Regions from separate parts of the Homo sapiens genome. Here region 1 is linked to region 2. The links are chromatin contacts, found by Hi-C or POLR2A ChIA-PET in ENCODE. All regions are on one chromosome and are shown on one strand. The core of a region is the stretch at or near the end of the contact, and the rest is flanking DNA. Distances in the headings are between cores, read along the strand shown. Region 1 has its middle 15 kb from the start of TMEM119. Region 2 has its middle 41 kb from the start of CORO1C.

Region 1 (6,806 bases), core at 1,557-4,056, 160 kb after region 2:
AATTGGGAAGAAAAGGGTAGGAGTTGCTGATGGGTTGGAAGTGAGGAAAAAGGAGGTTGAAATCTCAGGTTTCTGACTTGGGCAGCTATCCTGATGAGGGTGCCACGGGGTGGCTGGGAAAGCCATGGAAGGAGGTTGCAGGGCTGGTGGTAAGAGGAGTGTCCTGAGCTGGGGTTCAGCCAAGTTGGGTCTCAGGGCCTGCTCAACCTCCAGGTGGAGGTTCCAGGAAAGCTGTTGCAAAAGATGCTTGAGGTCATTAGCCATCAGGGAAATGCAAATTAAAGCCACAGTCAGATGCCACTTCACACCCTCCAGCAGGACTAGAATTAGAAAGACTGACAACACCCAGTGCTGGTGAGGATGTGGAGAAGCTAGAACACTCACATGTTGCTGGTGGGAATGCAAAATGATACAGCCACTTTGGAAACCAGTTGGGCAGTTTCTTATAAAGTTAGACGTGTACTCACCATGTACTCCCCATCCAAGCCAGAAATCCCATTCTTAGGTATCTCCCCAAGAGAATGAAAACAGATGTTCATACAAAGACTGCTACAAATGTGTACAGCAGCTTTGTTCATAAGATCCCCAAACTGAAAACAACCCAAATATCCATCAGCTGGTGAATGGATAAATAAACTGTGGTCCATCTGTGCAAGGAAATATTACTCTGAATAAACAGGAGTGAGGCACTGATTCTCATGCCAACATGGATGAATCTCAAAGACACCATGCTGACTGAAAGAAGCTAGACACAAAAGGCTATATATTTTTTTCTTTTTAGAGACAGGGTCCCACTCTGTCACCCAGGCTGGAGTGCAGTGGCGCCATCATAACTCACTGCAGCCTTGACCTACCAAGCTCCAGCGATCCTCCTGCCTCAGCTTCCTGAGTAGCTAAGACTGCAGGTGTGCACCACCATGCCAGGCTAATTACTTATTTTTTTGTAGAGATGGGGGTCTTGCTATGTTGCCCAACCCAGGCTGGTCTCAAACTCCTGGCTCAACTGATCCTCCTGCCTCGGCCTCCCAAAGTGTTGGGGTTACAGGCGTGAGCCACAGTGACATACAATCTGGCTGGGCTGTATGTTGTGTGATTCCAATGATAAGAAGTTCTGGAAAAGATCAGTGGTTACTCTTGGGGGTGGGAAATGATTAGCAGCGGCTTGCAGGAACCCTCTGGTATGATGGAAACATGTTTTATTTTGGTCTGGTTGGTTGTCATACGGGTGTCTGCATTTGCCAAAACTCACTGAACTGCATTTTTACAATTGGTGCTTTTTACTGTGTGTAAAATATACCCCAAGAAGCAAGCAAACCAATAAGCAAGCAGGCAAGCAGGTGAATTCACAAGGCTGTGTGAACCCAGAGGTCGGCCAAGGCATGTGTGAGAGCAGGGGGCCTTGGGCATGCTCCTTGGAGCTCCCACAGCTGCTGTCCCTGCCCCTCCCAGGGACTGGGTGACGGGGAGGCCCAAGGAAGCCACATCTTTTGAGGTCCCCTGTGAATGTCCTTACCTTCTGCGGCTGTTCCCCTGCTCAGAGACTATCAATGGCTCCCCAGTGCCCAAGTCCACAAGAAGTTTCCAGCTTCCTCACTCGCTGCCCACTCACCTATATGTCTGCCTGTCTGGGCAAACCGGCCCTCTCACTCCTCCTCACCCATGCCCCACGGCTCCTGCCCTCTCTGCCTTTTGTTTCCACTTTTAGGGCTCAGCTCCCCCAGGCCCTGGAGATCTTTTTGGATCCAGCCATGTCTCTGGGCTCCTCCTTTGCTCACCCCCATCACCCTACTTGCTGCGGGGCAGTATTTCACCCCGTCTTTGCCCCAGTCCTGGGCACAGAGACCAGCTTGGTTGGCCAACAGTTAACTCCAGGTTATTCCTCCTCCATCTGGGGCCTCAATCTTTCCATGTGTAGAATGGGCGTCTCTGTGTCTGCTTATGCCATCAAGTGGCCACTGCTTATGTGTCCTTCCCACTCAGATAAGAGTCACACAAGGCAGGGATTTTTCATTCCCCAGAAGACTTGGGAAGGAGACAGAAGTCAGTCTGATGCCTGGTTCTGTCTTTGCCATGTGTCTCTCCAAGGCTCACAGTCCTCATCTGTAACATGGGATGCTCATAGGGCCCGGGGCACTGTAAACAATTACCCTTGACAATAGCAGAAGTCGACCTACCCTGTGAGGTTAGGTCTTATTCTCAACCCCATTTTATGGATGAGCAAATGGAGGCCCAGAGAGGTTCAGTGACTTGCCTAAGGCCACACAGCATGAAAAATCACAGATTCGGGAGTAAACTCCTAAGACTTTCTGGGGCCACCAGCCACCAAAGGCTGGCTCCTTGAGAAGGGGCTGGGAAGTCCCCAAATCTCCAAATCTCCAATTCTCCAAGCCAGGTCCTGGCGTGACTTCTCATCAGCCACAGAGCTCCTCTCTGGAGGCCACTCTGTGCTCACAGCATCCCCAACTGGGAGAGGGGGTCACTGGGAGGCAGTCACTGGGCACTGCCCATTCACGAAGCCTCTACAGAGCTGGGTGCCGGGGAGGAGGTGGTGCCAAAGATTGCTGAGGGAGCAGAGGGGGCTGCGTCCTTCCACCACCCCTGGACTCACTCTATGAGACCTTGGGCATGCCACCGCCTTCTCAGGCCCCGATTTCTCCTTCTATGAGATGGGAGACGTCTGTATTAGTTCCCCGCTGGAGGGACAGCTTCAAGGAGCCAGAAGCAGAACTGGGGGGAATTCCCAAGGCTGTGTGAGCCCAGAGGTCTGCCAAGGCGTGTGTGAGGGCAGAGGGCCTTGGGCATGCTCCTTGGAGCTTCCACAGCTGCTGTCCCTGCCCCTCCCAGGGACTGAGTGACCGGGAAGCCCAAGGAAGCCACACCTCCTGGAAGTCCCCTGTGAATGTCCTTACCTTCTGTGGCTGTTCCCCTGCTCAGAGACTATCAATGGCTCCCCCAAATAAGACAAGTTTCTATCATATTACAGGGTCCCTGCAAGTCCCTCCAAATCATTCCCTCCCCACCAAGGGTAACCACTGGTCTTTTCCAGAACTTATCATCGGAATCACACAATATAACATACAGCCTGGCCAGATTGTATGTTACCGTGGCTCACGCTTGTGACTCCAACACTGTGGGAAGCTGAGGCGTGAGGATCACTTGAGCCAGGAGTTCGAAACCAGCCTGGGTTGGGCAACATAGCGAGACCCCATCTCTACAAATTTAAGTAATTAGCCTGGCATGGTGGCGCACACCTGCAGTCCCAGGTACTCAGGAAGCTGAGGTGGGAGGATCCCTTGATCCTGGTAGGTCAAGGCTGCAGTGAGTTATGATTGCACCACCGCACTCCAGCCTGGCCTGCAGAGTGCAGGTGAATGAACCTGGTTGATGTAATGGGTACTGCCCTGAGAGAGGCCTCCCACCAGGCAGCAGAAGGCTGCAGCTTGGGAGAGAGGGAAAACCTGGAGGCAGGACTGTGAGAACGTCTGCCCAGAGGCGGGACCTGCAGCTGTGGGGAGAGGTGGCATTCCTCAGAAAAGGATGTGAGCCTTTGCCGATATGACACCTCTTGGTAATGGCAAAGATGTTCTCACACCCCACGTGATGGGATATTTTTTATATCCACTGGGAGAGAAACCAGGTAATGACAAACAGCTCCTGTGTGAACAACTTTTTTTTTTTTTTTTTTTTGAGACACAGTCACGCTCTATCTCCCAGGCTGGAGTGCAGTGGCACAATCTCAGCTCACTGCAACCTCTGCCTCCTGGGTCCAAGCGATTCTCATGCCTCAGCCTCCCAAGTAGCTGGGATTACAGGTGTGCACCACCATACCCAGCTAATTTTTTGTATTTTTAGTAGAGATGGGGTTTCGCCATGTTGATCAGCTTGGTCTGGAACTCCTGGCCTCAAGTGATCCGCCCCACCTCGGCCTCCCAGAGTGCTGGGATTACAGGCATGAGCCACTGGTGAACAACTCTTTCTAATGTCTTTCACTGACGTAGCCCAACTGCCTCTAGAGACAGTCGACAAAAGATCAAACCTCTGTGTTTGAGGTGTCGTGTGAATTAGGGTCGAAACATGGTTAGCCTTGAGGACTTTTGTGGTGATCATGCTGTACCGCCCCCTGGGGGCAGAAGTGGACAGAGACCTGATTGCTGAGCATTTAGGGGCACAAGGTCTCTCGACCCCTCACTCATGCACTCGCCCACACAGTCCCTGGGCATAAAATGCTGTGTGCTTGTGGGAAGGAATTGTGACTCATCTTTGCCCTCAGCCTCTAGTGTGATCCTAGCCCAGAGTAGGTGACTCAGAAATGTTTGTGGAATATTCCAGCAACTTGGAAGAGGTAAAGAAAATAAGGCAGCCCCAGGTGTATGATCAATCAAACATGATTCAGCAATTGAAAATGATGTTTTTGAAGGATAATATGGAAAAATGCCCTTGACATGATGTTAAATGAACTCTGAGCCTTAGTTTTTTCATCTGTGAAATGGGATAATAATAGTATCATCTTGCAGGGGTGTTGTGGGGATTTAATGAGACTGGCATGGAAAGTACTTAGCATGATGCCTTGCAGAAAGTAAGTCCTCCGTAAATAGTCGCTAGAAGGTTAAGTCCTCCATAAATCGTGGCTATAAGGTAAGTCCTCCATAAATCGTGGCTATAAGGTAAGTCCTCCATAAATCGTGGCTAGTAGGATTATCAAGTATGAAGAAAACATGACCAGAAGGAAATATACCAAATTATTGAGAGAGGTTAGTCACTGAGGGTAGGATTTTGGGTGAGCTTAATTTGCTTCTTTCAACTTTTCTGTGTTTTCCTAATATTCCCAAATGGACAGAAAGAAACCCAAAGTGTTAGGAAATCTAGTGGCCCCAGGCTTTATCCTTTAGTTATTAATGCCCAAACAGGAGTGCTCTGAGCTAGTGGTTCTTCCCCGGGGATGATTTTGCTCCCTAGGGGACATTTGGCCATGTCTGGAGACGTGTTTGGTTGTCACGATCGTGGGCATCTGGTGGGTGGTGGTCAGGGATGCTGCTCGACATCCCACAGTGCACAGGACAGCCCCCCACAGCACAGAAGTCCAAAAGTGCCGTGGTAGAGAAACCCAGCTCTGTGGCTTCCCCTTCGGCAGTGTGGGATTCCCAGAACCCCCCTTCCCAAAGATTTCTGGAAACCCAGAGATGCTTCTGTGTCATCATGAACATGGTTGTTGTGCATCCCTTGGTGGCTGGAGGGCTGCAGTGGTTGCTGCCTCTTTTCTAGCACACACACAGGGCCCCCCAGAACTGGGCACACCTATGCCCAAGGTTGGCAGAACCAGAACGCCACGCCGAGATGTGCGTCGGGACAGCCTTATTGCTGCTCCTGCCAAGAAAAAAGGAGAAAGGAAAGGGCCCCATGGCAGGGAGACCTAAGCACAAAAGTGGCACAAGCACAGCCCCTTTCACAGGCACAGGGACCCTGCCAGGGTGGCCGAGTGAGGGTGAGTTCTCACAACGGTGGTCAGTCTCAGCCCTGGTTCTGAGATGCCCACTACTCCCTTGAGGTAGCTCTTTCTGGAGTCCCTGTTATCTGGCTTTGTGCCCGACCTCCAAGCCCCTGAGAGGGAGAGGCTTCAACTGATTTTCCTGAGAGGTTCAGTAGCCCCTCCGCAAATTTCTGGATACAAACAAATGCGTGGGCTAGCAGGATTGTCTGATCCTATCAGCAGAAGCTTCTGGGCCCTGACTCCTGCCCAGCTCAGATGCCATCTCATCTGTTGACAGTCATCTAGCTTGGACGGGTGAAGAAAAGCTCCCGTCACCTCCCACTCTGCACCGGCTCCACGAGCTCTCTTGCTCTTTTTCAGGTAGTGCTGCCTCAGGGCCTTTGCCCTTGCTGTTTCTTCTGCCTGGGGCCCTGTTCCCAGATATCTGCACAGCTGGCATCTTCTCATCCTGTAGGCCTCAGCTTGGATGTCACCTTCTCAGAGAGGCCCACTCTGCAGCCCTGCCCCCAGATATTCACTAGGACACCCCCTTTTCCTTTCAAGGCACTGGTGACGGTCAGAGTGATGTTGATAGATTGATTTGCGCTGCCTGTGGGTGGGGCCTGTGTCCCTCATGTCCACTCTCTCCCTGTCCCTGCCTGGTGCCTGGCACATGGTAGAGAATCAGGAAACATGTGAATAAAGGGACTAGCAAGGGAGGCTTTGCAGAGGGCGTAGGGGCTGAGGCGAGGCAATGGGACCGACAAAATTTAAGCAGCAGGGGCAGAGAGCAGGGGGGCCTTAGGTTTAAGGCTTGGAGTCAGGCGACCCTGGTTCAAATCCTGGCTCCACTGCTTAGGAGTTGCATGACCTTGGGCAACTTGCTGACCTCTGGCAGCCTCCCTTCCTCACCTAGGAAATGGGGAGAAGCATCCTTCCTACTCCTAGGGATTTGGAAGGGTGGAGTGAGCGTGGACAGCCTGGCACACAGTCGGTGCCAGTTAATGCTCACCCTGGGAGAGAGAGTTCCTGGCTGCCGGGTCAGCGTGGACCATCCAAGGAGTACCGTGGAGGCCTCCATGTCCCCACAGCCCCCGCCCCTGTGGTTTGGGGAGTGAGACCCCGCCCAGCAGAGCTCTCGGTCTTGTGGCCTAAAATTAGCTCACAGATTCCTTGGCTGCCTGGCCGGTGCTTCCAACCGACAATTCAAAACAGATGTTTCCAGCTGTTGCGGCCCATCCCCCCTGGCCAGCACCCACGTGTGTCCAATTCACAAGGGTTGGAGTCAGCCCTGGGGAGGTCAATTGGCTTCATGCACCCTTGAGCCCCAGCTGGGCTG
Region 2 (6,762 bases), core at 927-3,426:
GAACTCAGGAGGTGGAGGTTGCAGTGAGCCGAGATTGTTCCACTGCACTCCAGCCTGGGTGATAGAGCAAGACTCCATCTTGGGAAAAAAAAAAAAAAAGGAAAGATTTAATAAAAGAATTTTTTTTTAAATTGAGCTAAAATTTGCTCTCTAAGCTCCCAGGCCCGTGGCTCTAGAAACTCAGTAGAGCATTTTTGTGGAAGGCTCTTTCCTTCCCTCCCTTTGATGGGGTTGCATTGGTCCCCAGGAACAGAGTACCTTTGGATCGCTGTAGCTCTCGGGTGCCAGGCAGGGGCTTACTGTCTTGGGCTGTCAGCTGCTCTAGGTTGCTTGTGCCCACCCTTCTGAGTGTCTGAGGGTGGCAAGGGAACTGCGTGCTGTGACAATGGAAGTACAGTGCCCAGGGCTGGCTTCAGGGCAGTTGCATAAATTTGCGAAGACCTTGCACTTGGTTTTCATGTTCTGCTGTCACCATCTTGAAATTTCTCATCATTCTTAAACAAGAGCGTGGCCTTTTTGTTTTGCACTGGGTCTAGTAAATTATGTAGCCAGTCCTGGCAGCATTACCATTCGATCAAGGGTTTTGGAGCAAGACAGTCCTAGGTCCCAATTGCAGCTCCTTAATTTACACATTCAGCTACTTGGGACAAGTGACTGAATCTCTCTCCACCTCAGTTTCCCCATTTGGAAAACAGGAATAACCTCCTAGTAGTATTATAAAGACTAGCACTGTTGGTCTTTCCCTCTCGAAGTCCCCTCTCTCTCGCTAGAGAGAGCTGTTTTCCTTTCTCTTTCTTTTGCCTATTAAACCTCCGCTCCCAAACTCTTCATGTGTGTCCATGTCCTAAATTTTCCTGGTGCGAGATGACGAACCCCAGGTATTTACCCCAGACAACATAGCAGCTTCATAATGGGGACCTTGTCCGGATACCAAGGTACAACTTTCATCAAAACGGTGAGTAGAGGAGCAGACTCCACCTCTGACCTTTCATCTCAGGGCTCTCAGCCTCCATTTTAGAACCAAGTCAAATCAATAATGGGTATCCATCAGCCAGTTAAAAACACGGTTAGTGTGGCTGCCATTCTTAAAGACTCGGACGTCAGTCTTACTGGGGAGAACATGGAGAATCCTCCAGCACCCGTGGTTTGCTGGACATGTTTGAACCAGCATCCTTTCATGGAGAACTTAGCCGTCACGTGGGGCTGGGAGAGGTTTTGGAGCAACTGAGGATTTCTGGCTGGGGCTACCCCAGGTGTTATCCAAAGGCTTCTAGACTGACCCAGGCCTCCAACTGCCCAACGGGGTTTTGGCAGCAGGATCTCCAACTTTGCGTTTTGTTTGTTTGAGACAGAATTGCTTGAACCCGGGAGGTGGAGGCTGCAGTGAGCTGAGATCACGCCTCTGCACTCCAGCCCGGGCGACAGAGCAAGGATCTCCTATCCTCTCTGTGTATGCAATGTGCGGGAAGTTTACAGTTCAGGGAAGTAATCTTGTTCGCTATGTAAATCAGACACCGCCTCCTCAAACCTGACTATAAAATCCAGTGCATCCTCCGCTGGTGGCTCTTTTCCTCTTAGAAGTCTCCCCTCTCTCACTAGAGAGACAGAGCAGTTTTCCTTTCTCTTTCTTTTTCTTTTGCCTATTAAACCTTCGCTCCTTAAAAAAAACAGGGTAGCACTGTGTAATTAACACAAAGTAAATGCCCCTGAATCTTTATATTCTTTGTTTATAGAAAGTATTTAGCATAAGTAGCACAAAGTAATCCCTCAATGAGTAGTTGCTATAATCGTGGGGAAGACAGGCCGGCCCCCACAGGCCAGGCCTTGCTGACAGGTGGTTTCTCGTCCTACCTGGCAACTCCCTTAGCATCTCCTGGAAGAGCCAATGGATGCAAACCTGAGCTCATTGAAGGAGGCGCTCAGCTAGGATTTGCACTATGTCCTCCCACTCCCCTGCCACTGACCCCAAGAGGACATGAGGTCTGCCTCTCTCCAGACAACAAACACCATTTGTCCTCGACCTGGACCTGACCAGTCTTTCCCAACAGGCCTTCAGGGAGGGGAAAGGCATGGGCGGCCTGTGCGCGTGGGCTTGTCCCTGCTGTGATCCAAGTTACATCCTGTTCTGGCGTTGCTATGGCACAGCCAAAAACATCTGCCACAACAGACAGCTGGGACTGGCGGTTGGCAGCAGGGCTTGGATGGGCTGGGCTGGAAAGCGTGCAAGACTGAGCAAGGCCAGGAGCTGGGCAGTGATCTGGGACAATGCCCCGATACCACCAAACACACGCATACACACACACACACATGTGCATACACACATACACGTGTGCATACATATACACACATATACACACATGCACGTGCGCATACACACACACATGCACACACACACGTGCGCATACACACACGCATGCATACACATGCATACACACATGCACGTGCGCATACACATACACAGATACACACATGCACGTGCGCATACACATACACAGATACACACAGACATGCACGTGCGCATACACACACGTACACATACACACACATGCACATGTGCATACACATACACACATGCACATACATGCATACACACATAGGCACGTGCACATAAACATACACACACATACACATGCACGTGCGCATACGCATACACACACGCATACATGCACGCATACATACACACATGCATACACACACACACACACACACACACATGCTCTATTTAGGAGGCAAGTTGGACTTCTAGGACAAGAGTTCCTAATTCTTCCTAGGAAAGGTTTCTAATTCTGCCTTTTTTTCCTGAAGTTCCTGAGAGAAGACCTCAAGTGCATAGCCCTAGAGGGACTGGGCCCTCTGAAATTCTTGCCCTCATCTAGGTCCCAGCCAGGCCCACAGAATCGCCCAAGGCCCTATCCTGCTCCCAAAATGGAATTCGCTTTCCCTGTTGTTGTTATTGCTGGTGTTTTTCCTGATTAGTAAAACACAGTGATTGTAACAAAATCACATGATGCAGAGGAGTGATAACAGCTGTGCTTATGTGGCATGAGCCAGCTGCTGTGCCACATACCTCTCATTAACAAAATATACGTAGAAAGTGTTTAGAACAGCCCCTGGCCCTGGTAAGTGCTCTACACCATACCCGTAATCCCAGCACTTTGGGAGGTCGGGCAGGTGGATTGCTCGAGCTCACAAGTTCGTGACCGGTCTGGGCAACATGGTGAAACCCTGTCTCTACAAAAAATACAAAAATTAGCCAGGTGCGGTGGTGAGCACCTGTAGTCCTAGCTACTCAGGAGGCTCAGGTGGGAGGATCACTTGGGCCCAGGACATTGAGGCCACAATGAGCCATGATTGTGCCACTGCACTCCAGCCTGGGTGATACAGTGAGAGACCCTGTCTCAATCAATCAATCAATTAATCAATAAAGTAATTGTCAGGATGATCTGATTTTCTATGACAAGTTAGTGATACAGGTATTAATAACACAATATCTAAAAGAGGAAGTGAGGCTTGGAGAGGTGACATCACCTGCCTAAGTTCACATGATGAGTGTCCTACCTGGATTTGAACTCAGGTTACACCAATGCTAAAGCTCTAAGCTCAGAATCTCCCCCCTCCCCCACCCTTTATGCAGCTGTCCTTAGTTCTTGAACACCTGTTGCTCCTTTCTCTCCCCCAGCCACAGCCCTGACCTCATTCCTGCTGAAGGCCCCAGGGGCCTGGCTGAGGTCACAGTTTTGGCCACAGATCCACAGAGGCGACACCCTGTCTGAAGCCACTGCGGATTCTTTTCACTAGTTTGTCCTGTACTCCTGGGCTCTGAGGGTCTTGGGAACTCTCTACCTGTCCTCTCCCAAAGCATGGACTTTGGGATATCACCCCTCTTCTCTCCCTGCCCACTTTCTGTGCCCTGTGGTAGGGGCTCGCTGGGATTATAACAGTAATCATGAATGACAGAATTTTTTCTTTTTTTTTTGAGATGGAGTCTTGCTCTGTCGCCCACGGTGGAGTGCAGTGGTGCAATCTTTGCTCACTGCAACCTCCGCCTCCCGGGTTCAAGCAATTCTCCTGCCTCAGCCTCCTGAATAGCTGGGACTACAGACACGTGCCACCACACCCGGCTAATTTTTGTATTTTTAATAGAGACAGAGTTTCACCATATTGGTCAGGCTGGTCTTGAACTCTTCACCTCGTGATCCACCTGCCTCAACCTCCCAAAGTGCTGGGATTACAGGCGTGAGCCACTGTGCCCAGCCATTTCCTTTTTTAACAGACGGTTTTGCTCTGTCACCCAGGCTGGAGTGCAGTGGCACGATCACAGCTTACTGCAGCCTTGAACTCCTGGGCTCAAGCGATCCTCCCTCCTCAGCCTCCTGAGTAACTAGAACCACAGGCATGTGCCACCACACACAGCTCATTTTTAGTATTATTATTTATAGAGATGAGGGTCCCCTATGTTGCCCAGGCTGGTCTTGAGCTTCTGGGCTCAAGTGATCCATCTGCCTTGGCCTCCCAAAGTGGTAGGATTTACAGATGTGAGCCACTGCACCGGGCATGGATGACATTTCTTGAGCCACACTGGACCAAGTGAGCCTTATTATTACTAATTTTCAGATGAAAAAACTCAGAAGTTAAATGTCTTACCTAGATGGCCCAGACAGAATTCCAGAGCTGCCTCTTCCAGGAAGCTATTCCTGACAGCCCCTCCCCTAAATGCTGAAGAGATAACTATTTAGTATGAGCACCCCATGGATATGCCCAGGACTGTGAGCTCCCTGAGGGCAGGGGCTGGGTCAGGTTGATTGCTGTCTGCCCTATACCTGATATAATAAGTGCTCAATAAATACTTGTTGAATGACTGACTGACTGACTGAACGAATGATAGGGCTGATCTCTTTTCTCCTCTTGGGTCCTGAGAAGTTTGGGGAATCAGGCAAGTCTGAGTTTGAATCTTTGCTCTGCCACTTCCTGGCTGTGTAGTCTTGGCCCAGTTACCTAACCTCTCTGAGCCTCTGTTTCCCTCTCTGCAAAATAGGGGTACAGTCTGTGGGAGGGTTGGAGAGGACCTACAATGACTGGCACATAGTAGGTACTCTATGAACAGCCCTGTAGAGAGACAGTTCAGGTCCTCCCTGGAGTCAGCCTGTCTGGGGTTCAAACCTCAGCTCCAACACTGACCGAGTAGTATGACCTCGGACAAATCACTTTTCCTCTCTGGACCTCGTCTTCCAAATACTTCACTTGGGGATAATATTAGCACCAATTACTTGGCTGTAGTAAGAACTAAAGGAGGCAGTCCGCATAGTAAATCCTCCATCAACACGGGCTTCTGTGACTTAGGGTGAGCTCCTGGAGGACAGACAGGTGTCCCGTTTTTTCCACCCCACCCCAGAACCTTGCTCAGTGCCAAGCACATAGTAGGGGCACAGATTGCTGAAGGAACTGAGTCTCCATTTCTGTGGCTATTGGGTGCAGACCCGGAGAGCCAGGGCAGGTTTCCAGAATGCCCTCCCCCAACAGGCCGACTCTCCCGTGTTTGTCCATCTCATCTCCCAGCTAGCTGGAGGCAGAGCAGCAGCCCAGCCCTGGCCTTCTGTGCCCAGCCTGGTGGGGGCCAGCGGCAGCTGCTCCTCCAGGGGAGCGCCTCCTGATGGAGGCTGGAAGGAAGGGAGGGCTGGGGAGGTGGAAGCCCCTCCAAAGTTAGCCCAAGGCCCCCAGGGGAACATGCCCAGCCCTGGCCTTCTGTGCCCAGCCTGGTGGGGGCCAGCGGCAGCTGCTCCTCCAGGGGAGCGCCTCCCGATGGAGGTTGGAAGGAAGGGAGGGCTGGGGAGGTGGAAGCCCCTCCAAAGTTAGCCCAAGGCCCCCAGGGGAACATGCTACTCAGAAAGGAGAGCTGGGGTTCAAGTCTACCAACCCTACTTATAGCTGTATGACCGTAGACGCCTCGCTCCACCTCTTTGAGCCTTGCTTCCTGTACCGTGGGGCTGGTGGCCTCATAAGGTTGTTAGGAAGCAGGTGAAGCATGAAGCATACAGTAAGTGCTCCATAAATGTACCGGTCATTGCTGCCCCTCTGACTTGTTGCAGTATAGCACCTGTCTTCTACAGATGGGGAAACTGAGGCCCAGAGAGAGGCAGTTACTTGTCCAAGGTCACAGAGCCTGTCTCTTGCTGGTTCCAGCTTCGGCCTTAGCCATTCTCCCTGCTCAACCCAAAGCTCAGCAGGGATGGGCTCCTGGGTGGACCAGGCAGGGGGTTCCCTTGGGCTGAGGGGGCAGGAAGGTAGGGGTGGAGGAAGGGTTCAACAAAAACAGCCCCAGCTGGGGGCTGTGGCTCACGCCTGTAATCCCAGCACTTTGGGAGGCCGAGGCAGGCGGATCACTTGAGGTCAGGAGTTTGAGACCAGCCTGGCCAACATGGTGAAACCCCCTCTCTACTAGAAATCCAAAAAATGTCCGGGCATGCAGCACACCTATAATTCCAGCTACTCAGGAAGCTGAGGCAGGAGAATCACTTGAACTTGGGAGGCAGAGACTGCAGTGAGCCGAGATCACGCCGCTGCACAGCTCCACTGCACTCCAACCTGGGTGACAGAGTGAGACCCTGTTTCAAAACAAAACAAAACAAAACCAGAAACAGCCCCTTTGCTGCAGGCCTCCGGGATGCCAAACACTTTGGTTGTTTTCTTATTAATCCTGAAAACACTATTAAAATGGTATTATTCTTAGCATTCCCATTTTACAGATGAGAAAACTGAGGTTCA

What was found. Hi-C counts contacts between places; a loop is a spot of excess contacts on that map. ChIA-PET counts read pairs that join two places held with the same protein, here RNA polymerase II (POLR2A). Pooled maps may share reads with other maps.
Region 1: a pooled map shows a loop between it and region 2 (2.1-fold over the local background). The contact joins two enhancer-like sites. A Hi-C loop is called at or near these places in 2 of 50 pooled maps. POLR2A ChIA-PET finds 5 or more read pairs at or near these places in 4 of 52 experiments (GM10248, H1, WTC11 and 1 more).

The regions. Positions count from the first base shown.
Region 1 is chr12:108,609,636-108,616,441 of GRCh38, reverse strand. No RefSeq gene overlaps it. Among named protein-coding and RNA genes, the nearest start is that of TMEM119, 15 kb to the right of the region's middle. RefSeq lists a silencer at 6,155-6,449. Within about 2 kb of position 2,806, at least 2 of the 41 ENCODE cell types and tissues checked have a DNase peak (open chromatin) inside an H3K27ac peak, as active enhancers do.
Region 2 is chr12:108,769,310-108,776,071 of GRCh38, reverse strand. No RefSeq gene overlaps it. Among named protein-coding and RNA genes, the nearest start is that of CORO1C, 41 kb to the right of the region's middle. RefSeq lists enhancers at 3,827-3,936, 5,195-5,695. Within about 2 kb of position 2,176, at least 17 of the 41 ENCODE cell types and tissues checked have a DNase peak (open chromatin) inside an H3K27ac peak, as active enhancers do.